Regions from separate parts of the Mus musculus genome. Here region 2 is linked to region 1. A link is a loop called in an ENCODE intact Hi-C map of the cell type or tissue named here. Cell type or tissue: left cerebral cortex. All regions are shown on one strand. Each heading gives the region's core, and the rest is flanking DNA. Links, peaks and the distances in the headings are about the cores only.

Region 1 (16,230 bases), core at 4,594-12,593:
CAAGAGGCAAAGGAGACTACTGGGATAATTGATGCTGGCTAGCTGGAGCTAAAAAATTAACAGTGATCAAAAAGAGACTAGCATCACTGAGGTGAAATCTGGGAAGTGTTTCCTGAGATCAGAAAGAAAACCTGTGTTCCAGAGATAGCCAATGTACCTCATGCTAGCTGTACTTGGTAATGTATAAGAGTCACCCAGGTGGTACTGATTTTGAAGGCATGAAGGAGTCATGAAGAACAACTGAAGTTTGGCACTGTGAGAGGCCATAGAAGGCCATTGGTGAAGGTACAGCCTCAGGTGCAGTTGATGGCCCAGGACTGAAGGGGTCATGCAAAGAAGTTGAGGCTTGGCACCATGAAGAGAACCTATGAGAGGCTATTGATGAAGCCTAGTTGCAATGGAAGTCCCCAGTGTGTTGGAGATGCCAGTACCATGGAATGATCATCAGGAATAGCAATGGCAGTGGACTAGATCAACCTGAGCTTAAAGTGCTACAGAGTGCAGAGCTGGAGAAGTGACACCAGCTCTTGGGAGGAGCCCAGAAGATCATGTGTGAATCCCAGACACTGATACAAGAAGTTATAACATTGAGGTTGCCTTGGAGATCCCAGATGTTTGAGGTGCTAAAGCTGTGGGCTATCTGCAGAGGAAAGTTACTAAGAGGGAGTGAAACCAGCCCAGGAGAAAGAAGTTTGTTGTAGTCAACAAAGATGAAAAAGGAGTTGAAGATTGGAAGACTGCTATAGACTATAGAGACTTTTGAAGTTGGACTAAATATATTTTGTATTATGCTAAGTTTAGGTATGTCCCCCATAGACTCATATGTTTGGGCAAGTTGTTGGGGGCCAGGGAGTGGAATGTGATGGTTTGTATATGCTTGGCCCAGGGAGTGGCACTACTGGTGTGGGCTTGTTGGAGTAGGTGTGTCCCTGTGGGCAAGGGCTTTTTATATCCTAGTCATAGCTGCCTGGAAGTCAGTTTTCTGCTAGAAGCCTTTAGATGAAGATGTAGAACTCTCAGCTCCTCCTGTCCCATGCCTGTCTGGATGCTGCCATATTCCCACCTTGATGGTAATGGATAAACCTCTGAACCTGTAAGCTAGCCCCAATTAAATGTTGTCCTTTTAAGAGTTGTCTTGTTTGTGGTGTCTGTTCATAGCAGTAAAACCGTAACTAAGACAGGGTGTCTTAAAAAAAAAACCTGGGCATAAGGTCATTCAGGCCACTTGTCTGCATTTGGCAGAAAATATCAAGATCAAGGAAGAATGTTAAAGTCTAGAGTGCCCTCTGGTGGCCATTTAGATTGATTATCTACTGACACAGGACACAAGCATAAAGACAAATCAAGCATTTTGGGCCCAAGGTGTGAGACAGTATCAGTTTGGATAAATTTTAAATCAGGTACCCCACAGGTATCTGAGGATCAGGTTTAGACCTGGTGGTGCCCATTTTTCCAGCCTGCGTTGAGGACCAGAGACTAGAACACAGCATCCCACACAATAGCCTGGGGTTGTACAGTGTGTGTGTGGGGCTGGGGGGGTGGGGGCAGGGTTGCTGGGGTAGCCTTGAGAGAAGGAGATTTCTTTCAATTCCATGGGTCTCCCCCAAACAGAGACAGTCTCCAGAGCATGCTTGCCCTGGCATAGGCACGGCTCTTGGCAGGGAGCATGATAGGTTCTGGACCTGGAAGAAGTAGCCAATACTTCTTAGGCTGCAAATGGGAAGGGTGGTTTGCCTCCAGTTAAAAGTTGACTTCATCAGGTAGAGAGAAAGACAGAGAGGGGGAAAGGTGCTATTCCCACTGGGCTGAAGGTTCTTCACCTCCTGGGTTTTGGCACCAAGATAATAGATTTCACTGCCAATGTAATAAGCCAGTTCGAGCCAAATTAAAAGTATAAAAGCCAGTTTATTTGGGAACAACTCCCAGGTGAGTTCACCAGTCTCAGAGAATGAGGCCAGAGAAATCATGTCCAGGCTATTGCAGGAAAGTTTTTATCCATTGTAGGTGAAGAAAAATGATGTGTTAGCCACAAATTGGGCTTGTGCCTAAGTATGGTCACTTAGATGGGATTTGGGTGGCTGGTGACATCAGGGGAGAAGGTTGCAACAGTTGTCAGAAATGTGGAACAGGCTTTTGTCTCCTTTTCTTTGTTCAGAGGCTTTCTGAGTGGGTGGGACTGGAGAAAAGGGGAGGAATGGAGTTTACCAGACCATGCAAGGCGGTGAGCCAGAGTCTCCAGCTGAATACTTGTATCCTCCTCTGGTAGGCTAGATCTCAGTGAAGTCAGTTTCTCAGAGTTTGCTGGGGTGTTGTCCTTTAGTCATTTGAATTCCTTCCTGGGTAAAGGCCGTCTGTTTTGAATTTACTTAAGTAGAAACCTGGCATCTGGCTGAAACATTTCATACCAGGCTGTCTAATTTAGGTATAACATCCCTTGGTCTAAGAAACTCAGAAAGTTTGTGGAGCCCAGATGAGTAGCCTGGTGAGGATCTGTGTTATCAGAGTCCTGCCAGTTGTTTTGGGGAGGATTATATTTCCCTCCAATGAAGTGTGGGCTTGTGCTGTCTTTCTTTTCTTCTTCTTGCTCTAATTCCTCTTGGTTGTACCATTGGAGTCTCAAGCAACAAAGGGTCAAGGTATGTCATCAGAGTATCAGTAGGTCTCCATGTTGTATAGCTTGTCAGGCAGCCAGGTCAGTGGCCTGGTTACCTCTTCCCTCAGAAGAGTCATCTTCTTAATGCCCTTGGCACTGGAGGATAGAAACTTGTAGGGGAAGCCAAAGCACCTCTAGAAGAGCCAAGATTTCCTCTTTGTTCATAATGTCCTCCCCAAGTGGTAAGAAGCCCATTTCCTCTATAGAGTACTGTCCCTAGACATGTACAGTAGCAAAGGCATAGTGACTTTCCATTTGTCTATGTGTGTGTGTGAATCATACATGTATACATATATGTATGTATGTATGTATGTATGTATGTATGTATGTATGTATGTATATAAAATGTTTCCTTTTCTCCATCCCAGAGCCTGGGTCAGAGCAATCAGTTTTGCTGTCTTGGCTGAGGTTCCTTGCCCTAAGCCTTGGTTCTAAATCTTTCCAGTTAAGTAAACTGTAGCCCCTTCATTCCTGGTTCCATCTTTAATGAAGCTGCTCCCATCTGTGTAGAGCACTGGGTCTCCTGGACCACCATGATCTCCTTGAGACAGTCATGCATGAGCACTTGTGAGTCATTATCTGGTAAGATGGTAGTAGTATTGATGGTGCTGAATTTCTAAAACTGGACTTGAAGGTGGTCCAGGAGTAGGACCTGGTACTTGGCCTTACGGGTATTAGTTAGCCAGTGAGGTCTGGTGTTCCTCAGAGGAGAGCCTCAACTGCATGGGGTGCTCTGAGTATAAGATCTTGATCTAGAGTTAACTTGTCTGCTTCTTTTACTAGAATAGTGGCAGCCACCACAGCTCTTAGAGAGGTGGGCCACCCTGTGGTTACAGGGTCCAATTTACTTGACCAGGTATATCACAGGGCAATGCCATAGCCCACAACCAGAGGTGACAGATGAGGCAACTCTCACTGAGGGAAATTTAGATAGGGGTGACAGAGGGGCCTGGATAGCTGCAAGTGTTGACACTTTCTTTCTCAGAGCCCTGGAATATCACAGGTTTACACCCTCTAGGAAGAAGTACCCCTGCCAAAGTCCATGGCCTGCATGGAGATTGTAGGGTTGGTCAAACTGGTGAGGATCTCGAAAGTATTTTGGTGGGATGTCCAAATATTGTGGTGTACAGACCCAAAGAAAGACCACTCAGCATGACCTAAATCCAAATTGAGAGTCTGTTTTAATCTGCAGCCACTTCCTAAAGAAAAACACTTCTCATGGAGCAGCCTTGATTATATTTTACAGGGAGCTTTTAAAGGCAAAAATCACAGAAAGACTATTACATCCTGGTTGGCAGTTGCAGGGGGAAATTAAGCGTGTACACAGTTCAATAGAAGCCAAAAGCAATATGCAGTTAGCTAAGGCATTCTGACTGAATTTCTAGAACAGGATTGCGTACTTTCCCGTGGGACTTTTCATGGCAGGGTAGAAAATGGGGGTGAGAAGGTCTTTTCCAGTTAAGCCAAAGATTGCTCTAGCAGAGACAAGATGGAAGAAACTTTGCCCTACCACATGAGTCACGTATAGAAAGTAATAAATCAGTAACAAGTATGATTTAATAATAACAACAATAATAACGATAATCGCCCACTAAAGAAAAATCCAGAATCTGAGGTTTTTACTAATGATTTCTACAAAATACTTAAATAATTAATTCCAGACATTCTTAAACTCTTAAAAATGGCAAACAGGAGAAACTAATACAAAGGGTTGGAGAGATGGATCAGTTGTTAAAAGCACTGCCTGCTCTGACAGAGGATTTAGATTCTATTACCAGTAACTATATGGTGCTAACAATTCCCATTCCAATTCCAAAAATCTGATGCCTGAATGAAAAAAAAAATATATTAAAAGAGGAAGACATGATTATTCCTAAAGTATGGAGATTTTTATTATAGATATATGGGAAGAATCAGGCAGGAGGAAAAGTACAGGCTGAACATGGCTGGCAGACTAAACGGGACTATAAGAGGAGAGAGAGGGAGAGAGAACAAGAGTGGAACAGCTGATCAAGAGAGGTGACCCTGAGGGGCAAAGGCCAAGAGATGGGAATAGTCAAAATGGCTGTTGTACAGGGATCCAGCTGGGGGAGGGAAAGCAGCAGCCCAGCCCCTGGGAGGGAGAGGTTTAGAGCAGTGGAGAGTGAGGAAAGCTGGGAGGAGCCACAGGTACTGAGGGATGCTGGGAAGCTGGCCAGTATCTGCTTTGATATGTTAATAGGCACCTCAGTTAGCAGTTTCTCCAAGGTTTCTGAGATCTAACAATGTCTTAATTTGGCCTGAAAAATAGACATGCATGTGGTGAACAGTCATACATGTGGACAAAACACCCATACACATAATAAATTTACAAAAGGAAACACTGATACTAATTATATATATATATTATATATATATAATTATATATATATGTTTATATATATATATATATATAAACAGCAATAGCCACTTATCAAAGCCAAATAAGAACAATAAAGGAAAAAAATTAAAGGCTGATATTCCTTTAAAAAAAAAAAACAAACCTAAATTATAGAAGAAAACTTCCCTAACCTAAAGAAAGAGATGCCATGAACGTACAAGAAGCCTACAGGACTCCAAATAGACTGGACCAGAAAAGAAATTCCTTCTGGCATATAATAATCGACCAACAAATGCACTAAATAAAGATAGACTATTAAAAGCAGTAAGGGAAAAAAGGTCAAGTAACATATAAAGACAGACCTATCAGAATTACACCAGACTTCTAACCAGAGACTATGAAAGTCAGAAGATCGTGGACAGATGTTATACAGACCCTAACAGAACACAAAAGCCAGCCCAGGCTACTATACCCAGCAAAACTATCAATTACCATAGATGGAGAAACCAAAGTATTCCATGACAAAACCAAATTCACACAATATCTTTCCATGAACCTAGCCCTTCAGAGGATAATAAAAGGAAAACTTCAACACAAGGATGGAAACTACACTGTAGAAAAAGCAAGAAAGTAACCCTTCAACAAACCTAAAAGAAGATAGCCACAAGAACAGAATCCCAACTCTAACAACAAAAATGACAGGAAGTAACAATTACTTTTCCTTAATATCTCTTAATATCAATGGACTCAATTTTCCAATAAAAAGATATAGACTAACAGACTGGCTACATAAACAGGACCTAACATTTTGCTGCATACAGGAAACCCACCTCAGGGACAAAGACAGACACTACCTCAGAGTAAAAGGCTGGGGAAAAAAATTCCAAGGAAATGGTCTGAAGAAACAAGCTGGAGTAGCCATTCTAATATCGAATAAAATCGACCTCCAGCCCAAAGTTATCAAAAAAGACAAGGAAGGACACTTCATACTCATCAAAGGTAAAATCTTCCAAGATGAACTCTCAGTTCTGAATATCTCTGCTCCAAATGCAAGGGCAGCCACATTCATTAAGGAAACTTTAGTAAAGCTCAAAGCACACATTGCACCTCACACAATAATAGTGGGAGACTTCAACACACCACTCTCATCAATGGACAGATCGTGGAAACAAACTAAACAGGGACACAGTGAAACTAACAGAAGTTATGAAACAAGTGGATTTAACAGATATCTAGAGAACATTTACCCTAAAGCAAAAAGATATACCTTCTTCTCAGCACCTCATAGTACCTTCTCCAAAATTGACCATATAATCGGTCACAAAACAGGCCTCAACAGATACAGAAATATTGAAATTATCCCATGCATCATATCAGATCACCATGGACCAAGGCTGATCTTCAATAACAACACAAATAATAGAAAGCCAACATTCACGTGGAAGCTGAACAACACTTTACTCAATGATAACTTGGTCAAGGAAGAAATAAAGAGATTAAAGACTTTTTTAGAGTTTAATGAAAATGAAGCCACAACATACCCAAACTTATGGGACACAATGAAAGCAGTCCTAGGAGGAAAACTCATACCTCTGAGTGCCGCCAAAAAGAAACTAGAGAGAGCATACACTACCAGCTTGACAGCACACCTAAAAGCTCTAGAACAAAAGGAAGCAAATTCACCCAAGAGGAGTAGAAGTCAGGACAAAATCAAACTCGGGGCTGAAATTAACCAAGTAGAAACAGAAAGAACTGTACAAAGAATCAACCAAACCAGGAGCTGTTTTTTTGAGAAAATCAACAAGATAGATAAATCCTTAGCCAGACTAACTAGAGGGCACAAGGGCAGTATTCTAATTAACAAAATCAGAAATGAAAAGGGAGAAATAACAACAGAACCTGAGGAAATTCAAAGCAACATCAGATCCTACTACAAAAGGCTATACTCAACAAAACTGGGAAACCTGGATGAAATGAACAATTTTCTAGACAGATACCAGGTACCAAAGTTAAATCCAGATCAGATTAATGATCTAAACAGTCCTATATCCCCTAAAGAACTAGAAACAGTAGTTAATAGTCTCCGAACCAAAAATAGCCCAGGACCAGATGGGTTTAGTGCAGAGTTCTACCAGACCTTCAAAGAAGACCTAACTCCAATTCCCCTTAAACTATTTCACAAACTAGAAACAGAAGGTACTCTACCCAATTCATTCTATAAAGCCACAATTACTCTGATACCTAAACCACACAAAGACCCAACAAAGAAAGAGAACTTCAGACCAATTTCCCTTATGAATATTGATGCAAAAATACTCAATAAAATTCTCACAAACTGAATTCAAGAACAAAATAATCATCCATCATGATCAAGTGGGCTTCATCCCAGGGATGCAGGGATGGTTTTAATATGCAGAAATCTATCAACACAATCCACTATATAAACAAACTCAAAGACAAAAACCACATGATTATCTCTTTAGATGCTGAGAAAGCACTTGACAAAACCCAACACCCCTTCATGATAAAAGTCTTGGAAAGATCAGGAATTCAAGGCCCATACCTAAACATAGTAAAAGCAATATACAGCAAAACCAGTTGCCAACATCAAAGTAAATGGAGAGAAACTTCAAGCAATCCCACTAAATTCAGGGACTAGACAAGGCTGCCTACTTTCTCCCTATCTATTCAATATAGTACTTGAAGCCCTAGTCAGAGCAATTCGACAACAAAAGGAGATCAAGGGGATACAAATTGGAAAAGAAGAAGTCAAAATATCACTATTTGCAGATGATATGATAGTATATATAAGTGACCCTAAAAATTCCACCAGAGAACTCCTAAACCTGATAAACAGCTTCAGTGCAGTAGCTGTATATAAAATTAACTCAAACAAATCATTGACCTTTCTCTACACAAAGGATAAACATGCTGAGAAAGAAATTAGGGAAACAACACCCTTCACTAGTCACAAGGTAATATAAAATACCTTGGTGTGAGTCTAACTAAGGAAGTGAAAGATCTGTATGATTAGAACTTCAAGTCTCTGAAGAAAGAAATCAAAGAAGATCTCAGAAGATGGAAAGATCTCCCGTGCTCATGGATTGACAGAATTAATATAGTCAAAATGGCTATCCTGCCGAAAGCAATCTACAGATTCAATGCAATCCCTATCAAAATTCCAACTCAATTCTTCACTGACTTAGAAAGGGCAATTTGAAAATCCATCTGGAATAACAAAAAAACCTAGGATAGCAAAAACTATTCTCAACAATAAAGAATGTCTGGTGGAATTACCAGGCCTGACCTCAAGCTGTACTACAGAGCAATTGTGAAAAAAAAAACTGCATTGTACTGGTACAGCCACAGACAGGTAGATCAATGGAATAGAATTGAAGACCCAGAAATGAACCCACACACCTATGGTCATTTGATCTTTGACAAAGGAGCTAAAACCATCCAGTGGGAAAAAAGACAGCATTTTCAACAAATGGTGCTGGCTTAACTGGAGGTTAGCACGTAGAAGAAGGCAAATCAACCCAATCTTATCTCCTTGTGTTGTGTCCGGCCAGCAGACCACAACCTGGGTTCTAGCCTGGAAAGGCATTTTGGAAACCTGGAAGAGAAGAGGGGCTAGGTGGCGAGAGAAAGAGATGTAGCCAAGACAGTTATTCTGATCAAAGCTCAAATTCTATTGTTGCGACACTAGTTATGAAGGAAGGGGGAGGGGACCCGATTCCCGCGGAATAATCTCTGGTCCAGTAGAAAGGTGCTCGTGTGTGGCTCCGCAGGTTCCAGCAGTGGGCGTGGCAGAACGAATGAGCAGGAAGCTCCACCCCTGAGCAAGCAGGTTTCAGGCTGGGGGAGGGGAGACTACATCCTTGTACAAAGCTCAAGTCTAAGTGGATCAGAGAACTCCACATAAAACAAGAGACACTGAAACTTATAGAGGAGAAAGTGGGGAAAAGTCTTGAGCACATGGGCACACAGGAAAAATTCCTGAACAGAACAGCAATGGCTTGTGCTGTAAGATTGAGAATCAACAAATGGGACCTTATAAAATTGCTTCTGTAAGTGAAAAGACACTGTCAATAAGACAAAAAGGCCACGAACATATTGGGAAAAAATCTTTACCAATCCCAAATCTGATAGAGGACTAATATCCAATATATATAAAGAACTCAAGAAGTTGGACTCCAGATAATCAAATAAACCTATTATAAAATGAGATACAGAGCTAAACAAAGAATTCTCCACTGAGGAATACCGAATGGTTGAGAAGCACCTGAAAAAATGTTCAACATCCTTAATCATCAGGAAAATGCAAATCAAAACAACCCTGTGATTCCACTTCACACCAGTCAGAATGGCTAAGATCAAAAATTCAGGTGACAGCAGATGTTGGTGAGGATGTGGAGAAAGAGGAACAGTCCTCCATTGCTGGTGGGATTGCAAGCTAGTGCAACCACTCTGGAAATCAGTCTGGTGGTTCTTCAGAGACTTGGACATAATACTACTGGAAGATCCAGCAATACCTCTCCTGGGCATATATCCAGATGTTCCAACTTGTAATAAGGACACATGCTCCACTATGTTCATAGCAGCCTTATTTATAGTAGCCAGAAGCTGGAAAGAACCCAGATGTCCCTCATGATTCCTCAGAGGAATGGATACAGAAAATGTGGTACATTTACACAATGGAGTACTACTCAGCTATTAAAAACAATGAATTTATGAAACTCTTAGGCAATTGAATGGATCTGGAGGATATCATCCTGAGTGAGGTAACCCAATCACAAAAGAACTCACATGATATACGCTCACTGATAAGTGGATACTAGTCCAGAAGCTTAGAATACCCAAGATACAATTTTCAAGACACATGAAACTCAAGAAGAAGGAAGACCAAAGTGTGGATACTTCATTTCTCCATAGAATGGGGAACAAAATACCCATGGAAGGAGTTACAGAGGCAAAGTTTGGAGCTGAGACAGAAGGAAGGACCATCCAGAGACTGCCCCACCCAAGGATCCGTCCCATAAACAGCCACCAAACCCAGACACTGTTTGCATATGCCAGCAAGATTTTGCTGACAGGACCCTGATATACCTGTCTCGTGTGAGGCAATGCCAGTGCCTGGCAAATACAGAAGTGGATGTTCACAGTCATCTATTGGATGGAGCTCAGGGCCCCAAATGGAGGAGCCAGAGAAAGTACCCAAGGAGCTAAAGGTGCCTGCATCCCTATGGGAGGAATAACAATATGACCTAACCAGTACTCCCAGAGCTCGTGTCTCTAGCTGCAAATGTTGCAGAAGATGTCCTAGTTGGCCATCATTGGGAGGAGAGGCCCTTGGTCTTGTGAAGATTATATGCCCCAGTACAGGGCAATGCCAGGGCCAAGAAGCAGGAGTGGGTGGGCTGGGGAGCAGGGTGGGGGGAGGCTATAGGGAACTTTCAGGATAGCATCTGAAATGTAAATGAAGAAAATATCTATTAAAAATTTGCTTTTGAAAAAAAAGTTTTATTTTTATTTATACGAGTATACTATCGCTGTCTTTAGACCTACCAGAAGAGGGTATAGATTCACATTACAGATGGTTGTGAGCCACCTTGTGGTTGCTGGGAATTGAATTCAGGATCTCTGGAAGAGCAGTCAGTGCTCCTAACCTCAGAGCCCAAGGCTGATATTTCTAATGAACCTATACGCAAAAATCCTAAGTGAAATACATGGTAAAGTTTATTCTGTGTGCTGTTGTGATGGCTCACTAGGTAAAGCCACTTGCTGCCAACCCTGACAACTGAAATCATGTGGATAAAAAGATGGAGAGGGATTTTAGAGATGGCTCACCAGTCCACAGTGCTTACTGCTCTTGCAAAATTGAGGGGCATAATTTTGTTGACCAAGAACATTCCAGTTGAGGATATTTTCTACAGTAAGCAAAAGTTCTCACTAATTTTCAGGTTGAAAACTGTAGGGCTGCCTAGGGCTACTGCCAGTCACTGCTAAGGACACCAAAAAGTCAATTTTATATCGGTTTTCATTTTGGATAAGGATGAAGGCAAAACCTTAGCGAAAAGAATATTGTATGACAAAATGAAATTTTGTATAGATCTATGTGTTTTAAAATTTAGGTCCTCTAAAGATGTTCTATTCGGACTGAATGGAACACACTATTCTTTGTACAAAACATATTTTTCAAAGAAAAGCAAAAAAGTCATAAATGCATGATGGAGATGATATTGGGCTCACTGTAGAAACACTTAAGATTAGAACTAGTGTCTCTATGTGTCTATGTGTGAGTATGTGTGAAGTTTAAACTGCAGACTACAAATGAATACCTAATGTTTGTAAAAATATTTATAATGAGAACAGAGAAATTAACATATATAATATAATATAATTAGTATAATATGAACTTAGCCTGACAGTAGCTATTGAAGTTAGAAGGTACACATTTTGTACCAACTTCTGCTTAAGGTAGACAGAAAAATCACATGTGTTAGACGTAGACAAAGTTATCCTCTCAGCCTTTGGAAGGAATCTTGCAAGAATTTAGAACAATGTGAAATAAATGAAATTTAGATCCAGATATATCAAACCACAACTTACCCAAAGTGTAGGCCCCTTAGGCATGAATAAGCAACCATGCTGAGAGATGCTCAGTGCAGCTGTGTATGTCATGGAAGCGTGAGAGCTTCCTCAGAGATGGCTGTGCTGGGCAAAGGTTACTTACTTAAGTGGCCTCCATTGAGATTCAGGAAATCTGTATGAAATACGTTAAAAACATATATTCCACTAAACTGTACAATTTAAAAGAGAAAGATCAACTTCTAAATGCATATGATTGACTAAAATGAAACCAAGGTCTGATAAATAATTTAAATCTCTTTCAGCAGACACTACATATGTCTTTAAGTCACTCATTTTCTTAGTAAGATATTGTTTCTGGTGTAGTAATTTCATCCTGCTTGCAGCAGAAACAAAAATATTATACTAATTCCAAAAATAAATGTGAAAAGAATTTTCATGCCTATGGGGCACATTATACATGTCTTCAAATTTCTCTTGTAGTGAAAAGTGGAAAATGTATGGTTGATTCTTGAGTTTTCAAATCTTTCCTCATTTTCTTTGAAAGAAACATTTTCCTCAAATTAATTTAGGTTCTTTGCAGAAGGCATAGAAATATTCTGTCAAGAAGATCATTCTCAATACTGATGAATGGTTGGTTAATGGACACAAATCCTGCTCCTTTAATTAAGTGTTACTATTCAAGTCCTAAAAGACCATATAAAATGGGTGATCACATGTCCTAGAGTAAACATTTGGGCTTTGGAAGTCAGGAAGTCTTGTGGAATTCTAGCTTCATTTGGGTATATTCCTTAACTTGGAACAATTTCACAAACCTGATTGATAAGAAGATGCATAATGGTACTGAGTGCAAAAATGTTAGCATGTCTTCATTCTTCCTGTATCCCGAGACTTAGGCAACATGGTTTTTCTGTAGCTCCTATCAACAGGTGTCTCTGTTTCTGTACATTGCAACTGAGTTGGTCTCTTCCTGCTGTGGCTCACAAAACGTTGTGTCTATGAAATTATTAGTCTGATACCTAGGCTGAAAAGGTCTTTTTGTTTTTCTTTCCAGTCTTCCTCATCTCTCTGAGAACAAGTTTACACGGGAAGCTGAAAAGATGGGACATTATGAGAGCAGTAGGAGTAAAGTTGAGCCAGCTCACTCTCCGGGGCTGCACCATCCGGGGCTGTACCACCTTGACACCCATCAGCTGACCAGATCAGAAATAGTTCAACTGAACCTCAAGTGAGGAGCTGCCTTATCACCATCCGCTAAGTTTTAGTGTGGTTTGTTATTCAGAGATAGAAGATGAATGCACACTTACAGGCACGATACCATGACTTAATGATATTTTAATCCTAAGTTACCTGGCAAATAGTAGCTGCTATATATGCATTAGTTTACTTCCCCACTAATTAAAGTTGGATGATCTATTGCTAGATGGTGTTGAATTATACAGAAAAATTTGTAGACATGTGTGCATATGGTTGGGTAATTAAATTTGCACCATGTCTCACAAAAGAAAACCCGAATCTACAGCCTGACAATTAGGTCCAAGGCCAAACTAAAAAGGGGTGGTGGTGGTGGTGGTAATTTTTCTTATAATCTATTTAAATCACAGGGGGGCAAGGCCATGGAGGGATCAAGAGACAGGCTTCCCTCCTCATGTGCCCACCTTTGAACACTCCTGGTTGAAGTCCCCTGATCTGTTTTAGGACATGGTTACCCCCATTCACTGGGACCTAAAAGAAATATTGGCAGGAAACTGTGTTGCTTCACTTCTGACATAAATGGGAGAGATTCTCAGGTTCCCCTCACTTTCTTGAGGTCAGGAAAATTATAGCTCTCAGAAGAGGACTGTGACAGACGTGACCTGAAACCTGCTGAAGACCCGAATTTGGATGATTTAGTATAGTAACATATATATATATATATATATATATATATATATATATATATATATATATATATACACACACACACACACACACACACACATATATGTGTGTGTATACATATGTGTGCATGTATGTATATGTGTATATGTATGTATGTATGTATGTATACATATATGTATATGTGTGTGTGTGTGTGTGTGTAACCAATTCCACATATGATGATATGTTTGGATATACTGGGTTTTATTACAATCACTGTTTTAACTTTAATATGAACAGTAGAAAATTTTAAATTAAGTAAGTGTCTTAGTCAGGGTTTCTATTCCTGCACAAACATCATGACCAAGAAGCAAGTTGGGGAGGAAAGGGTTTATTAGGCTTACACTTCCATACTGCTGTTCATCATCAAAGGAAGTCAGGACTGGAACTCAAGCAGGTCAGGGAGCAGGAGCTGATGCAGAGGCCATGGAGGGATGTTCTTTACTGGCATGCTTTGCTAGCTTGCTCAGCTTGCTTTCTTATAGAACCCAAGACTACCAGCCCAGAGATGGTCCCACCTACAAGGGGCCTTTCCCCCTTGATCACTAATTGAGAAAATGCCTTACAGTTGGATCTCATGGAGGCATTTCCTCAACTGAAGCTCCTTTCTCTATTGTAACCCCAACTGTGTCAAGTTGACACAAAACTAGCCAGTACAGTAACACTTGAGTATTACTCCCCCTTTCTATATTCAATATTGCTGATTCAGGAGATTTTTTTCCCCTTTTAAAATTTGAAATTCAAGGACAGAGCTCAGGGGGAAATGGTGCCAAAGCTCTTCTCTATTGCGAATAATATACATATATATGATTCATAAATTGGTCTGACTTTATATACAATAGTAAATGGGAATGATTCCTCTAGGGTCAGCTTTACTACAACTGTACCAAAAACTTGTCATTTCAGCCCATAGGGTAGTGCTGGGGCCTGATGGGGCGGGACCGGAAAGTCATCCAATCAGCAGCACGATGGTGAGAACTTCGAATCAGACGTTTAGACAGGGTAGAGGGGGCGGGCCTTCATGCTGTGTTTCTGAAGTCCAGGATCTTGGAATCCTCCTCAGGCTGGGTCTCTTCCGGTGTAGACTGTAGCTCAGCCCTGCGGCATCCGTTTGCCCTGCGTCTGTAGGGTGCCGGGCCATCCACCGGGAGGACGCGGACTCCGCGTAGTCAAGCCACAATGGTGAGTGTGCATGGTGTCCTGAGACTGGAGGGAGGCTGTGTAGAGCCGGTGGGAATCGGCTGCGGCCAGTGCTCGATGTGGGAGGACGGTGAGCACTGCTGAAGCCTGCTGGTGAGTGTGTGCGTGGCGCGGCGAGGCTGGAGGGCTGCGGGGAGCCGAGGGGGAGCCGGCGACTGCATGGGGGGCGACGGCGGCCCCGCCTTCCTGCGGCCGGCCCTTGGGATCGGCCGGCTTGAGGTCCCCCTTGGTGGGCCATGCGTCACCGCGCAGCCTGAGCTGGAGATCCCCGGTACCCGGCCGCGCCCCCGAGCTAGCCGGTGCAGTGAAGGCCCAGGGTCAGACCCTGCTGCCCTGGAGTCCTCAGAGGCTCCAGCCTAGTAGCCCGGATTGTGCGGCGATAACCTGCAAGCGTAGGGCTCCCGCAGGGAAAGTGTTCAGTGAGGTGTCCTGTCCCTCCTCCCGAGCAGTCTAGATAAACGCGAAGCAGAATCTCCTATCCAGATGACTGCTCTTCCCCTGTCCTCGCTTCTCCTCTGGTTGGAGGAAGATTCCTAAATTTCCATCTCCTGACCGCATTCCCAAATGCCCATTTAAAAAATAATATTAACACCCATTTCCCACGCAGCATTTCAAATAGACATACATTTTGCTTGATTGGTTTTTTTCCCCACTCCACACACTGGGCGACATTTTAAAAAGGATTTACCCTATGGATATTTAACATAAAATCACTTGATTTTTTATTAAAACACACACACACAATGCCTCTCATTTTGTCATCCTTAGACACAGGAACCCCAATCAGAATGCTTTGGGGTTGTACTTGCCTTTTGGAGATTTTCCATAGTGATGGGTCTATCTTCATCTGACTCTACTTGGCCCTTTCCTTGCCCGGGTTTCAGAGATGCCAACACCAGCTGCCTTGTCTCCAGTGTCTAGGAGCATCCAATGATGTCAGTGTCTGGGCTGATCGTCCCAGCAGCCTGGGGTGTGAGGCTAGACCGCATTGGGACGCTGCTGGATGTCTTGGTGTTCTCCCATCTGAAACGCACTTGAGCTATCTCAGCCTTTTGATCAATATTCTGCCAGTTGTACTTAGCATGCAGGAGGCCTTCTGGTTGCTTAATTAAATCCTTGCTGCAAGTTTGTAAGAATGAATCCAGACTGCCAAGTAGTCATGGGAGAAGTGTTCTGTAAACCAGTTCTGGGCTTTCCCGCCTTGCTCTGCATCCCTTGTAGGGACGGAAGGTGACAGGGCTCATGGGCCTGCTTGTCCCCTTGTTTAGACTCACTAGCCTTTCTTGCTTCCTTGTTCTGTTGTTATTGTCTCTTTTTCATTTGTTTATTTATCTTCTGAGCTGGATAGGTGCATGCCAGCCATGGGATCCTGTGGGGTGAGAGGATTCTGGTCGTCTGTCCATAAAGGGAATCCCAGGGACCAAACTTAGGTTGACAGTTGTGGCAGCCAGTGCCTTTAACCCACTGAGGCGGTTCCTGAGAGCAGCCATTGGGGAAAAAAAAGTTC
Region 2 (16,230 bases), core at 4,625-12,624, 460 kb before region 1:
TGTGTGTGTGACTGTGTATCGCTGTGTGTGCATGCATGAGTGTGTATATGAGAATGTGTGCATGTGTGTGTGTGAGACTGTGTATTGCTGTGTGTGCATGCAGGAGTGTGTGTATGAGAATGTGTGTGCATGAGAGTGTGTGTGTGTGCATGTGTATGTGACTTTGTATCACTCTGTGTGTGTGTGCATGCATGTACATGAGTGTGTGTGAGTGTAAGAGTATGTGTGTGCATGTGCGTGATTATGTATCGCTGTGTATCACTCTGTGTGTGCATGTGCTGCATGAGTGTGTGTGAGTGCGTATGTGTGTTTCAGTTATTGAGAATTTCAATGTGTTTTAATCATATTCACCTGTTCTCCTCTGACTCCTCCCAGATCCATTCCCACTGCACTTCCTTATCTACCAACCTTGTGCTTCTTCTTAGTAAAGCCCATCAGATGCAGTTTGTGTTGTCTGTATCTGTAGCCCAGGCTGGCCACAAACCACTAACTCCTCTTGGGTGCGTTTGTTTCTCTTCAGGGACCTGGGGCACTTAGAGTCAGTGAACCTTGTAAGGGATGCCCATATGATAGGAAAACTGTGTACTTCTCCAGAACTGATTCACTTCCAGTACGTTTTTATGCTAGTTTAGAAAGCAGAAGGGGAGTTACTTTTATGTATATATCTTTCAACTCAGATTATAATCCCATAACCGTGCCTCAGAGTCGTCACACTCTTCTCAGACAAATGTCCACATCCTGGGTCCCATCTTCTGCTGGATATCAGCCCAGTAATTCTTCACCATGTAGTCTGCTCCTTGCTGTTTTTTGGAAAAATTAACATATTTCATTCCCCTCTTTAGTTGCAACGTGAGCTGGCCAGGTTTTATGTCAACGTGACACAGGCTAGAGTCATTTGGGAAGAGAGAACATCAATTGAGAAAATGTCCACATCAGACTGGCCTGTGGGCAAGCTTGTGGGACATTTTCTTGATTACTGATTGATGTAGGATGGTCTAGCACGAGGTGCCACCCCTCTGCATGTGGTCAGGTGGCATGAAGTAAAAGATGAAATTTTAAGCGCCCTTCATTAGCTTGCCTTGTCCCATCCTAAGGAACACACTGCAGTAGGCTGTGAATTCATTAGACTTCCTAGAAAAAGCCATGTCAAAAGAGTTGGAATGTTGGGATCATCTGAGCCCTTCCATGGTTTGTAATCTAAATCTTCATTGTCGCCTGAAATAACTACAAATTAAATCCAAACAAGCTTGGGTCTATCAAATGAGAAAAGAGACAGAGAGTAATCTTACTTCTTTAGATATTTATTTTTATTTAGATGAAGTTTTCTCTGTATTTCACATCACAGCCTTTCCTCCTTTGACTTAGAATAAGTCCTTTGACAGCACAGTGCTTGATTAAGTAACCTGAACTATACATTAGAACATTCAAATGACCTGTGAACTGACCAGTCCCTAGATAAAAATCAAACAACCTTGGCTGTAAAGAGCACCAGACAGCAGAGGCCCCACTCCAGGTATTACATAGGCCATCTTGCATGACCTTTTTGGTTTTTGGTTTTTCGAGACAGAGTTTCTCGTATAGCTCTGGCTGTCCTGGAACTCACTCTGTAGACCAGGCTGCCCTTGAACTCAGAAATCCGCCTGCCTCTGCCTCTTGAGTGCTGGGATTAAAGGCGTGTTCCACCAAGCCCGGCTTACATGACCTTTGATAAGAATTCCTTATTCTGCAGAATTTTTAAGATGTTGGCCATTCTATAGTTGTAGCGATTGTCTCAGCCAGCTCTGCCATCAACTTTGCTGTGTTCTCATAGTGTGTATTTTGGAAAGGCAGAGCCACAGAATAGTAACATAACACTTCTGGTTTTAGTAATTAACCTTCCAGAAGTGTTTAGTTCCTAAGAGACTCGAGTTCCATGGGGTTATAAAGTTTCCACTTTATGAGCTAGTTTAGCAACTGCCCAGTTTTGTACCTTTAGTTTAGTAGACATATCAATATTAGCATGTGACCATGTGATGGAAAATAGAAGTTATTCTATAATGAATCTCTTCTCCAGATGTACTCAGACTTGCTAGCTACTGAGGGAAGCAGGCAATGGTTGAATCTCTCTGAATGTGTGAGAATGTTTTCCTACAGTTTAGTTGATAAGCACATCCACTCAGGAAACCAAGAGGTCAGGGGTCAGCAGTGACTCTGGACAAGACGGCAAACCACTTCTAGGCAATAGTGGTGGCATCGTCTGAGCAGCCGAGGAAAGACTGGGGACTTGTCAGAAGTCAGAGGTCTTGGTCAAACTGAAGACGAGTCTTGAAGACTTTGTTGGAATACTGGAAACATTAACAAGCAATCTCAGACCTTGAGCCACACGCTTCCCTTGATAAGTATGCATTTTGCTCACAACAGTTCATTTGAGATTGTTTTTTGAGATGTGAACTGAAACAAGCATGCATCTGTTTGTTCAATGATACACTGTACTGGAAAGCTGAAAGCTGGCAGCAGATGTACATTTCCACTCATTTTAATTTTTGAAATTAGCAAAGTAAGCATGGATCTACTTTTGAGATACTGTATGATGTGTGAATGAATCGGCCCAACAATGGATAAAACACAAACTCTATAACACTAACAAATCCACTAAAACACTAAATGTATGAATCATGGAAAGAAAAAAAAATGTATTAAGATTCCATCTTAGACCAGATAAAACAGCCAACATCCAAAAAATAAAACAATAAAAGATATCAAATCCTGGTTCAGTTGCTGGGGGAGAAAACTCTTACTGAGTGCTCACGGGACTATTATGGTCCAACCAGTATGTGGGCACTGTGGAGAGTCCTTAAATTTTAAAAGTAGAACCACTGGAGCTGGAGAGATGGCTCAGCAGTTAAGAGCACTGCCTGCTCTTCCAGAGGTCCTGAGTTCAATTCCCAGCAACCACAGGTTGACACATAACCATCTTTAATGGGATCAGATGCTCTCTTCTGGTGTGTTTGAAGACAACTACAGTGTACTCATATACATAAAATAATAAATAAATAAAACCTTGGCTACCAAGAGCTGCTAAAAACAAAACAAAACAATAGTGTTTTGTTTCTCATACATACCTATATTTCAGCATATTATAAAATACTTATAGATCCATCTGTCTTGCTGTACTATCTTCAGTTACAAATGGAATCAGTCCAAACATCAATCAACTTAAAATTATAGGAAAACAAATGTGGTACTGTCTGCTGTAATCTCAGTAGTTAGGAAATAGAGGCAAGGGGACCAAGTATTTAATATCAACCTTAAATTCAAGACTAGCCTGAACTACATGAAACCCTGTCTCAAAACAAATTAAAAGAGGGACTGCATGGGGTGTGAGGGAAGAGGAAGATGTCTCAATGGAGAGGAGAGGGGAGAGCAGAAAAGGTAATGGGGAAAGAAGACACATACTCCATCATTTCCATCATAGACAGATATGTATATACACATACATGTATGAAGCCAGAAAGGGCCCTGTTTAAGGGGTAGAGAACAGAGGGGAAGGAGGATGGAAACCGTAATAGTGGGATATATTTAACGTGAGCCAAGTACAATGATACATACATGTGAAAATGTTACAATGTAATAAATAATAATAGTAGTTAAATCTAGTAGGCTTTTTCTCCAGTATTCTGGAAGGTTCTTAGTGCAGAGATACTTGTATTTGTATTGCACTGCTCCGGAAGCTTTATGGAAAACACCTTGGAGATCTTGTCTCTGATTATGATTTAGCATCCCAACAAATCCTTTCACTCTCAATCATATAAAAATACACACAGGACGACAAACAGAGCTTAACTAGCAGATCTAAAGAGGAAACAGCGGAAGTGTGGGTCTTACCCCAGACTCAATGAAAGAACATAAGGACCACCATGAGTCTAGAAAACCACCAGCCCAAATATAAGAATACATGCCCTTTCATCCATGTCTGCCCTCCCGATGGTCTGTTTCAGTGTTTATTACAGGCACTTGAGCAACAGGAGACCTATACAAAAAGCTGTCAGCCCTAGCAAAAACCTATCCCAGGAGCCAGCCACTACCTGAAACAATCGATGTCTTATTTTCAAACTAGTTCCACAGTTCTGATCTCTCTGTCCTGTCCTCAATGAGTCTTCAGTGTCCGCTGCCATCCAATGTTTTGCTGAGGCTTCCTGTCAACTGATACGTTCTCAGAATAGAAGATCAGGCCATGGCACAAGTGAGAGTGGCCAGTGCGGAATGGTTGGACACATGATCAGTCGCACCACTGGAGCAGAAGAGCACACAGACCAGCCTAGGCCTCAGAGTATAGATTGCTTCTGGCACTCCTGAAGCATGATGCATGTGTGAAGTGACTATAACGTATGTTCAGAAATGCAAATGCTCGTATTAAATGCTCTCAAGAAAGTGATTTTCCCATTCCTAAATTAAGTATGTGAAATGTTAAATATATCCCAAGATGTGCAGTGAAATTAAAACAGTCACTTTATTCACATACACTGTCACACTTATGTCATCAGAATCCTGCTAGCTAGCCATTTCAGAAATACAAAATACAGAAAAAAGGTATGAAAAAAGTCTCCATGCTGGAACAGGAGTTGGGAGTTAAATGAGGAGGGCAAAGGAAAGGATGAGTAAGGGAGGGAATAGAGGAAGGACAGCTAACTAAGGGTCATTTGAGGAGTCATAGGGAATCCTACTTTTGTAGAAACTTCTTAAAATATATAGAAAAGAAATCCAAATGGAATCATCAAATAGCAGGGAAGACAATGCCCCAACTAGATACTTTCACCACCAAATAAACCATCTAGTGCCAGGAATAGGGTACATCTAGTTGAGTTGTTGGCCAAGGGGCCCGATGGAAACTCCCAAAACATTTCAAGCTGTTGCCATGGCTATTGGTTGTTTCCAGCAAACTGTTTAAACGCATAGTTTAGCACTATTGCTAAAGACAACACTTAAATATGTGACTGAACAAAGAGAAATTGAGGTGGTGCCTAACTTGAGCTACTTATCTTTTCATAGTACTAGCAAGTACTCTGCACACTACCAGAGAAGCTCTAAATCCATCTACAATTGTAACCTGCCTGCAAGACATGCTGGTGCAATACAGGCATTGACACTGTAGTAATAACCAACTATTCTCTGATTGGATTTAAGGCCCACTCCACAAGATAGAACCCATGCTCAACAGTGCTCAGGTGGCCAAAAATCCAAGATAGACCTCAGATATGGGGGAAACCCAAATACCAGTGTCCTGCTAAGCAGTGGTTGTCAGCTCATGGGTTGCTACCCCTGTGGGGGTCAAATGTCCTTCCACAGGGGTTGCTTATCAGATATTTATACCACAGTCCATAACAGTTGCAAAAGTACAGTTATGAAATGAAATGATTTAATGTTTGGGGGTCACTACAACATGAGGAACTGTATTAAAGGGTTGCAACATTAGGAAGGTTGAGAACCAGTGCCCTAGAGAACACGTATGCAAGGTACTGGGTCCTCTCTTGTCCTTTGCTTCTTGTGTAGCTAATTATAACAAACTAAATTGTAAGTAAGTATAGTCCCTAAAAATTCCCACCTATTTCGGGAAAGAGAGAACCCTAGACCATCATGTGAACAAGGCGTCAAATAGAAAGTGACCAGGAACAAAGGAAGCTACATCCCGGTAGCTGTGGTTGGAGTCAGTTCCATGGGGACACTACAAAGCAGGTCACGTCAATGTGACACCAAAGAGCACAATTGCATTAGCAGTCAGCAGCACCTCCAGGGTCAGCAGTAGCAACACTGGGTACAGCTAACAGACAGATAAGGTCAGTGGTTAACTAAGAAGCTGGAGGTGGACAAGGGTTGGAGTGGTCTTCAGCTACCATTAACTGAGCAGAATGACTTCCATGGTTAGGCCAGAAAAGGCCCTATGATTGATTCATCCTGCAATGTGTTCAAAGGATTCATCATAATTCTTATTAAAAAGTCCCTAGACCGTTTCATATTGTTGTCCAGGTGGGTTTCCCTTGAGAAACTCTCCCACTTTGGGGAACTTTTATCTCTTTCCTTCTTTAACTTTATGTACTAGCACCTGCCTCTGCTCTGCTTGCTCTCACATCTTCAATGATCCTCCATTCGAGACAACAGACTGGGAAATGCCCATCAGGAATGAAAGAAATCTTACTGATCTAAAAATCATGCATCATTGTTATACAAGCTGGGAATCTCTAGACCAGAAACCTAAAACCCAATGTTTAAACATCTGAAACATTTTGAGCCTGGACATGGTACCACAGTAGAAATTTTCACATCAGAACCCATGTAACTGATAACAGTAAAGACAGAAGTACATTTTAAAATATTGGTCTGGAGAGATGTCTCAGCAGCTAAGGGAACCTGCTGCTCTTTTGCAAGACCTGAGTTCAGTTCTCCAAACCCACATCAGGCCTCTGGCAACTTCCTATAACTTCAGGGAGCTCAGAATTCCTTTCTGGCCTCCTCAGGGGCCTTCCCAGCCACACATACACACATACATAATTTTAAATATTAAATACTTTGAAAGATATTATACACACAAGGCACAGTGGCACATATCTGTAATCCTAGCCCTTATGAGACAGAGCCAAGAGGATTCCCACAAGTTTGATGGCAGCCAAATCCGCATAGTAAATTCTAAGCCAGCCAGTGTATGCATAGTGAGATACTGAAAAAGAAACTTATTTATGTAAGCTATCTATATTATAAATTATGTTATAATTATACATTTGTGTGACATTATTAAAAATTACCTTTGGGCTATATATGAGGTGCTTATGAAATTAAAGTGAGATATGTCATTACATATCTGCAAATAGTCCAAAATACAAAAGAAATATAAAACCTGAAACACTCTGATTTCAACCATCTCAGTTAAAAGACTAAGATTTTTTTTTTCCTGTCACATGCATTGAGAGGCCATGTGTTTGCGTGGTTAGTAACTAGGGCTGTCATTGGTCATGATGGTCCACTCCTGTGCCCAGAGCAGTAGTCAGGACACTAAGGTAGGAGAATGGCAAGTGACACCCCAGCCAAGTATGTCGCAGGATAGCTCTCGCTCGCTCGCTGTCTCTGTCTCTCTGTCTCTCTCTCTGTCTCTCTGTCTCTGTCTCTGTCTCTGTCTCTCTCTCTCTCTCTCTCTCTGTGTGTGTGTGTGTGTTTCCCTTCCTCTCAACCTCTCCTCCTCTCCCCCTCTTCCCCCTGCCTGACATTCCCCCTCCCCTGCCACCAAAGAACTGTGCCGTGAAATAATGCAGATCAAGAATCACCTATTCTCTGTGATCTTGCACAAGTTAGTTATCTATCTTCCGTAACACTGGGTTTATCTTGCACAAGTTAGCTATCTTCTGTAACACTGGGTTTCTGATTTCTGAAATGAGACCATATGCTCCTCATAAAGTCGGTGCAAAGTTGAAATAAGATGAAACATGTGACTACTTACTCCACACAGTAATTGCTCAATAAACATATGTTATTCCTTCTACTGTCTTAACGTTGGAGATAATAACCTAGTAACTGTAGACACTACAGCCAAATACACGGGTTCAAAAGTCAGACCTTGGTTGGGCTATTTAGTTAACAGCGTGACCCTAAGCAAGTCACTAAATCTCTCTGCCTCCCTTTCCCAGTCTTTAAAATGGAGATAGTTACTGTGCTAATCTCACAGGGATATGAGAGGATTAAATGAGGTCCTGGTACATGGTCAGGACCTTCTAAGTACTGACTGCCACAGCCACCAGCAGCTGGCTACTCTGCTTCCTTTGATTTATCCATGGTTTTCTGACTTTCCCATCAATTGTACAATAATACACAAAGTGGTTTTCATGTGCCTCATTCCAGTCTTAGGGTATCCTGTGATAGAAACAGAAAGGAAATTTAACACAGATTATATAACTTTCTCACGAATATTTGTCCATGCTAAATCATCTATTTTAATGTCATTCAATATGGTTATCACTTTTATAATATTACATTTGAAAAAAGAAATTAAGGTATAGCACACACACACAAAAGTACTATAGGTTCCTTGTTTCAATTCATTGAGAGCGTGGCAATGAAGCTGGTCTAAGTAGGTGCAATTCTGCCCGCTTAGCATAAGGTGGCACCAAAGTATGCTTCAACCTATGGTTCCAGTTAGGTAATGCTTTGAGAAGCCGTGAGTTTGCCTGGTTATGAACTGCGGCACACCTGAACCATAAGCAGGCAAGAGACTGAGGTAGGAGCTTTGGACAAGGTCTAGGAATACAAAAGTCTGTTTAAGTGTCTTGGCCCATAGCTTCTCCAAAGTTTGTGTGCCTTAAATGTCTAGAAATGGGTAAGACAAGGAACATTCCATTGCAAATGTGTCTAAAAGTCACCTTCTAGGGCTCATGCCCCTTCAGCTTTAAAAACTCCGGGGAGCTAAGGAATGCTGAAATCAGGAAAAACAGCCTTACCCAGGGAGGACCACAGTAATGGGCTACCCAATATCAAACGGTCAGCTCTGAAAATATGTGCATACAAGTAACAGTATATAGACTGAGCAGGTTGTATTTATGTATTTAGGAATGTGTGTGTGTGTGTGTACATGTATGTGTAATAGCAATTAAAGAAAAAAGATCATGAATTTGAAAAAGAGCAAAGTAGGCAGGGGGTATATGGGTGGGTTTGCGGAAAGAAAAAGGAAAGGGGAAATGATATAATTAAATATACTCTCAAAAAATTTTTAAATTATGGATAAAGAGTCACCTTCCAGTAAAGCGCCAATACGACTTCAGCAAAAGTATTTAGCTTCTTCCAGGAAGCTATGCTGTTTTTCTGTTATGCTAAAAACAAACAAATGGGAAAGAAAGGGAGAGGAAGCAGCAAAGAGCAGTAGCTCACTTGGTAGAGTACTTGCCTTGGTAGGCCTTGGCACACACAAAGGCCTGGGTTCGATGCCTGGCACAGTGTAAACCCAGCATGGAAGTGCTCACTGTTATCCCACCAAAGAAGAGACAGAAGCAGAAACATGAGAAGCTTAGGGTTATCCTTAGTCCACATGGTAAATTCAAGGCTAGCCTGGGCTATCTGAGGTCCTACCAAGAAAGAGGGGGGGGAGGGGGAAGGGAGGGAGGGAGGGAGGGAGGGAGGGAGGGAGGGAGGGAGGGAGGGAGGGAGGGAGGGAGAGAATGGGAGAGGGAACCTAAATAAACAGACTTTGAATCTACTTTAAATCAATAGCCCTTGACCAAGTGGGAAAAGGGCAAAAGGGAAGAGAGACTTCGTTAGATAGTTTGGTGGATGCTCCTGGAGAACTGCTCTCTGAGAAAGATTGTAGCCTGAGATAACATAATTAGCCTCTGTGGCCTACTTTCTGTGTGTGTGTGTGTGTGTGTGTGTGTGTGTGTGTGTGTGTGTGTGTTTACGCGCATGCGTGAGGGGGCATCCCTGTCTTTCTGTTGTCCCCACTGAGAGGTTACCTTTCACTTCCTCCTCCAAAGGATCCCACCACCACCCCCTCCCCATCCTCTCTCTTGTATGAGACTTGTTGGTTGGTGTGATTTCTGCAGCATTCCATGGCCCCTATCTGCCAAGGAATTTTTCCAAGGCTAAACCCTAACACTGATACCTTGGCTCAGAAGGTGCCTGTACTCCCGCTAGCTCAGGGTTTGAGCCACACCAGGACCCTAGCTACAGGTGTCACCTGCAACAGACCCACTTTCTAGCCCACTGATTGATTGGCCCTCCATCCATCACCAGAAAATTTTGGGTATTTCTAGCTAGAGTAAATAGAATTAAAGTTAAACTTTAAGAAACTAAATTTCTTTTATCCAGATGATACTGAATAATTAGAATATATATACACGTGTAGACACATAAGTGTACACAGAGAGACAGTGAAAACCCTTGACTCTTTTAAATACTAGTTTTGAATAAGGGAGAGGTTTAGGGTAAGCAAACAGTGATAACACCAACAAATACATGCTTAAACAAAAGGACATAAAATCTTCATGTGTAACCTCACTAAAACCAAGATTAGTATCATTTTATCATTAGAAATATACCAGATAAGATATTAATTATCATGAGCATGTTTTTTAAAACTCTAATTCCAAAAGAGACATGAAAAAGGAAGAAAACTGTTTAGTTACTTGGGCTTCTCAGTTGCCAATGAGTATCATCCGGCATTGTCAAAGTCCACGAGGATGTGCTCACAGATGGCGTGAGATCTCACCACCTCAAGTTTCACAGTATGGAAGGGAGTTAGAAGTACCTGGGTACAGTCCTGACCTTTTCATCAGAGTGCAGTCCTTAACATAATTTCTTTCTGTTGTGTGATGAATGAAATAGTCTTTGAAGACAAATTACTTGATAAATGAGGCAGTGTTTGTAGACAAAGGCTATGCTGTGGCCACTGCCTGAGGTGTGTAGCCAACCTTGATGATCAGTCCATATACACATGCCCACAGGCCTTTCAGCAACCATAATGGAAAGAGTGTTCATCTCTTAGGAGTCACAAATACATTGTTTTTGTGACAAGAGCTCACTGTGTAGCCCTGGCTGATCTGGAATCCATCGTAGAGATCTGACTGGCCTTGAACTCAAAGATCTGCTTGCCTCTGCCTCTAAAAGTGTGTGTGTTCCACCAGGCCCTGCCACAATCAATAAAAACAAAAACTAATATAGTGTTTGATTATAGAAAGTAGTGTTTCTCTTTGAAGAGCCTACTTTAAAGCTCTTCTACCTGGGCTTCTGTCTTTAGTTTTACAAGATGATGATTTTAAGGAGAGTACCCAAATCTCTGTTCACATGTCCCCAAATCATGTTCACATTCCCCTCTGCCTATCATGGTCATAAGGAGACCTAGTAAGGCTGAGGAGTATTGAAGAGTCTGAGGACTCCCCAAACCTAAGTCACTCTCAAGCAGTATTAAACCAAATAAATTTATATTGAAGACAAAATAAATAAATAAATAAATAAATAAATAAAGGATTCATGACACATTAACTGTAGGAGGAAAATAATTTAAATGTGTTCTGTGCACAAAACACAGAAGGGCACATTGAGACTCTTGACGATGTCAGACTTTATTAAATAATGATAAATTCACAAGCTATGTTGCTTTTGCTGGCTACGGTTTACCTGGGTGTCCCAGTTTCCCTTGATAGCAGACTATTGGCAACACACATTACTTTATTCCGGTCTTAATCACTAACATCAACTCTCAGATCTGACATTGTACTTCAGACTCACAAGTGTGCATACATGTGTATGTGCATGTGTGTGTCTGTATGCATGTAAATTGCAGAATGGCTACTAATGGGTTAATGAAGTGGTATAGTTCAAAGAGGGCTTTACAAAAAAATTGGTACAGATGCAGGTACTGCAGGTAGTTTTAAAATCCAGTTGGAGAGCAAGCCGGTGGCACTGAGCTGAATCATGGGACCACAAGGTAGGGCAGAAACGCAGGACGACAGTGGTGAAGACCTGGTCCATAGGTATAGACAGACAGACCAACAGATGGCAACTCATAAGGGATGTTTCAAGAAGTAAGGAGCTTGCTGGGCTGAAGCTCAAGAAGTCTCTGCCCCCATACCAGACAAGTGGATGACCGTTGCTGGGACTGTCATCATCATGGTATTGAGTGTCTGTTAGTGGGGTCTAGGTAAGGAGATCTCACCCTTCCTTGGCCTGTGTGTTTGAGGGTTTCTTGGGTCTGGATTTTTCTGTTGTGGTTTCAAATCTACTTTGATAAGTTTATAATTGGTACCTTTTTTAAGAATCAGTTATCTGCGGGGCCTAGCAAACACATAAGTGGATGCTCACAGTCAGCTATTGGATGGATCACAGGGCCCCCAATGGAGGAGCTAGAGAAAATACCCAAGGAGCTAAAGGGATCTGCAACCCTATAGGTGGAACAACATTATGAATTAACCAGTAACCCGGAGCTCTTGACTCTAGCTGCATATGTATCAAAAGATGGCCTAGTCAGCCATCACTGCAAAGAGAGGCCCATTGGACTTGCAAACTTTATATGCCCCAGTACAGGGGAACACCAGGGCCAAAAAGGGGGAGTGGGTGGGTAGGGGAGTGGGGGGGAGGGTATGGGGGACTTTTGGGATAGCATTGGAATGAGGAAAATACCTAATAAAAAAATTAAAAAAAAAAAGAATCAGTTATCTGGCAGTCTGTGCTTCCGGTGGTATCTACGTGGACAGTCATGTTGCCTCTGAATTTGCTGCTTTGTAAAATGGAGTCACCCAGGGCACAGCTTTCACATAACAGAGGAGAGCACAGCCTGAACCTCTAGCGAGAGCACGTGATTTAAAAGAATCCACATGAGTACAGTGCCCTCAGAGGCCAGAAGAGGGTGCCATAGTCCCTGGAGCTGGGTAGAATTATAGGTATCAGACATGAATGCTAGAAACTGAACTCACGTTCTCTGGAAGAACAGGAAGTTCTCTTAACTGCTGAGCCATCTCTCCAGCCCTTGCTTTCCTGTTTTCATTGATAGGCTTACGTTAAGCAAGCCTTTGCTCACTATGCCTGTCTTTTCCCATGATACATCTGCTATTAATCATGTGCATGCCCGATCATGTATAAGCATACGATGGTAAGTAGATGTTCTTCCTACAAGTTCACACACAGGACACACTTTACCTCTCTGGGAGTCATCGGAGACCGGCTGGATCGATCAATCCACTGTTCCCAGATGTGCTTACTGTCTTTTGAGCCCTCATCTGTCTCTCCGCCCTTGAGCTTACATTTCCATTGAGATACCCTTGATGAAATCACCAACTCTGCTTCATAAATTGGCAAATCTTAAAGTTCTTTCAGCGACTGAGTTAAGGTTCATAAAAGTCCCAAGGGTGCTAAAGGTGACGTGTGTCCTCGTCTTCCCGCCTCCGGTGACGTCATCGCTAAGACTCTTGAAGTGTGATTCCTGTGAATAGTCTACACCTGTACTTCCGGCTGTGTCTTACTTTCGTCGGAGCAACACTCTTTCTTTCAGGCCTCTGTGTAAGCCTGTATGAAAACAATTAACAAAATCTCTGCTCCAACAGTCCTGAAATTCTTGCTATTGAAGTCCCATTTCCGCCTGACATCTTGGTCCTTAAACATCTTGGGTAGCTAGCTGCTCAGGCTAGGATGGCGGTGTAGAGCTTTGTCTCTGACCCCTCACTACTGGCACCTCCCACCCCGGTTGTCTTCAGGAGGATGTCATGAGCTAACTTAGTAAAAGGCCTGGGGAAAGCATAAATAGCCCTGGTCAAGGTAGGGTCCTGCAGATCACTGACCTGCAAATCATTGTCTCCTGCAAGGACAAGGTGCAAACCAGTTTCTAGCGACAAGTGCCCCTCTGGTTAGCTACAGGCTTGAAACTTTTTCTTCTGGTAGTATGAGATTCCCGAGAGCATCCCGATTTTAGGGGTGGTCACTCTGTCATAATTTGATAGCCAAAGTAAGGAACAAAAGAATCCTTTAGATCCTTTGTCAGTCCATTTATAAAATTCCTGGAATGTGCCACTTCGGCATGAGTGTTGTTTGGAGTGGAAGGTATTTGAAAAGCAGCAGATGCTGAAGGAAAGGAATCCCCTTCATTCCCTTCTCCTTGCATACAGGAGAATAAAAAAAAAAAAAAAACCTACACTGAAGACTAGGCAAAAAAGAATGCCTCTCAATGGGGAGGCACAACAAACAGGATTCTGTACAAACAAACCCTGCTAAAACAATTCCTATTTTCCTTTAGCCTCCTACAGAATTTACTTCTCTGTACTCGTGTCTCTGTTCAACTTAATATAAAAGCATTCGAACGTCACCCCTTCCCTGATGTTTAGTTCTCAGTCGGAGCTCCCCAGTCCACAAAACTAAGATTAAATACTTATGTTCTCCTCTTACTTTTTTCATGTGTCAAATTAGTTCTTGAGCCCAGCAGGGAAGCATGAGAAGGCAGTGATAAAATTCTGCTTTTCCGACTCAAAACATTATTTGAATTCATCCCATTATGTGTTGCCTCAAAGACATACAGTTAAAAAAAAATTGAAACACTGAAATTAATGACTGATATATTTAATTTTGAGATTTATTTTTTAATAATGTGTATGTGGGGGAGGATGTGGTGGTGCCCATGATGGGTAGTAGCATCAGACCTTCCTGGGGCTTACAGATGGTGTGGGTGCTGGGAACTGAATTCCTACCCTCTACAACAACAGTATACAGTTTACTGCTGAGCCCACTCTCTGGTGGCATATAGGCTGATTTCTGATTAAGCAAATAAAGTAACCACATACTTTCCTTCTTATTTAAATCCTGACAATACCACTAAATGAAGAAAAATGAATATCTGTAGGAAGGAAGAAAATGCTGGGAAGATAGATGACTTAGATGATGGGAAAGAGGATCTAAGTTCAAGCTCCCAGAAGCCACTTGGAAAAGCCCTGTATGGCAGCACACACTGTAACCCAGTTGAGGCTGTAGTGACAGGAGGAATCCTGGCTTGCAAGCCAGCTAGTCTACACAAATCAAAAGGCCTCAGGTTCAGTGAGAAACCCTGTCTCAAAAATAAGATGGTACTGGCCTTGGTGGTACACATCTTTAACCCCAGAATTTAAGAAGCTGAGGTAGGAGGATTTCTGAATTTCAAGACATCACGGTCTATATAGAAAGACCCTGTCTTAAATAAAAAATTAAGAGGAAAAATAACTGAGAAAGAGGGTACAAAGAAGGAGGGGAAGGAAGAGGAAGAGAAAGAGAAAAAATAACAACAGTAAAAGAGACTAGAAGGGGTATCAGTAGGTGTAACAAGCAGAGTATCTCATCCAAGGAAAAAGAGCTACCGGAACTGAAGAGATCCCTGACAGGAGGAACCTAACTGGACCTGCTGAACCACTGAGAAACTTAGGACTTGGAAGCACCACGGGCCACACAGGGTGGAGATGCTAGCTTTGAATATATTAAGGCAGCAAACTGATTGAAAAACCCAAGTGGAGCATGGACCTCTACCCAAACGTGGCTCCCTGAAACAGAAGCTCCTATGCCGAGTTTGCTTTCATACTGTTCACTTAAAAAACACCGAGCAGGTGGAACTGGGCAGGGCATGGAGCTCTGTGAAGCTTTGGTTCAGTCTCCAGCAGGAAATAAAATTAAACCAAACCCCACAGGGGTTCCCTGAGGAAACTAACTGGGTATCATCTCTCAACACTGGCAATCAATCTGCCCCAAAGGAGATGAGAAAGGGGAACACACTCTCCACGAGGAAACAGCACCCTGCCTAGGGGAAATGCATGACCCAGTAAATCATTTAAAAGATTATGAGAGACTTTTTTGTCACTCAATTGTGCAACTCTTGAGCATTGACTTTGCAGGTGACAGGGTTGTGTTACAGAGCCAAGAGGGTGGACATGCCTGTGAGTGGCACCTGGCCCTTTGCTCTTTACAGCCTCCAAAACATTCCTTGTGCTGTCTTTCTGGGTCCCTTCCTTTGTCTCCAAATCAGGATCACACCTGGCCAATGTGAGCTCTTGCCCTCCTCTCTATCACATTTCCTCTCTTCCTTTAGGAAGATTTGGATTGCATTTGGGGTTCATCTGGGTCATCCAAGTTATGTTTGGGGTAGAAGGAGACAATACAGGGCTTTTTTGTAACTCGACACCCTGGCTCCTTGTCCTATTTCACAATGCTTATTACCGACCTAATGGGGACAGGTCTCAATCTTGCCTGTGATTAGCTGGAGAAGAAGCTTTGCTTGCCATCCAATCCCAGTGAAGCATGCTCTGAAAAGATGCTTCAGCAAAACGCATCACTCCTCGATTGGCCCTCTCTTCGGCTCTCAGAAGATCACTGTTCTGTGCTGTGTTTAGCAAGATTCAGAACTCAGGAGCTTGAGGCTGACATCCAAAGAGTAGATGCAAAAAGCTTGCATTCCCCACCTATCAAATGAATAAAATCAAGAACAAGAAACTCTCACAGGTCCAGATTAAGGGAAAACCATAGGACTCACAAACCTGATTATTTTCTCTATTAAAACAAGAGATCTTTGAGACTGCATTTCCCTCTGCCTACATTTAATTTTTTAAGTGTCTTCAAACAACCCAACAACATGGGGCCCAGGTCCTCTTTGCACCTTCAAAGGACTATTAGCCTGCCTCACAGTTAATTACATATGTTCTTACTGTTTTCTATACATTGTAGGTGTCTATAGGCATGGGAAGCAGGGCATTAGCTCAAATCCCCACCTCTAGCCCT

Evidence for each region. Hi-C counts contacts between places; a loop is a spot of excess contacts. Peaks named below come from ENCODE experiments on the same cell type or tissue, not always from the same donor. Only the 100,000 strongest peaks of a DNase experiment are listed, where the experiment ranks them.
Region 2: it touches region 1 in a loop (2.9-fold over the local background); 22 of 42 quality-filtered maps call a loop at or near these places.

The regions. Positions count from the first base shown.
Region 1 is chr3:36,136,491-36,152,720 of GRCm38, forward strand. Zfp267 (zinc finger protein 267) reads left to right here and starts at 14,590. Exons shown (of 4, transcript NM_001101478.1): 1 at 14,590-14,705. The coding sequence starts at 14,703. In left cerebral cortex, for the core only: no CTCF peak of the experiment used is centred there; no DNase peak of the experiment used is centred there.
Region 2 is chr3:35,680,841-35,697,070 of GRCm38, forward strand. No RefSeq gene overlaps it. Among named protein-coding and RNA genes, the nearest start is that of Gm6639, 23 kb to the left of the region's middle. In left cerebral cortex, for the core only: CTCF peaks have their summits at 8,121 and 12,353 (motif pointing right); DNase peaks (open chromatin) are centred at 8,130 and 12,362.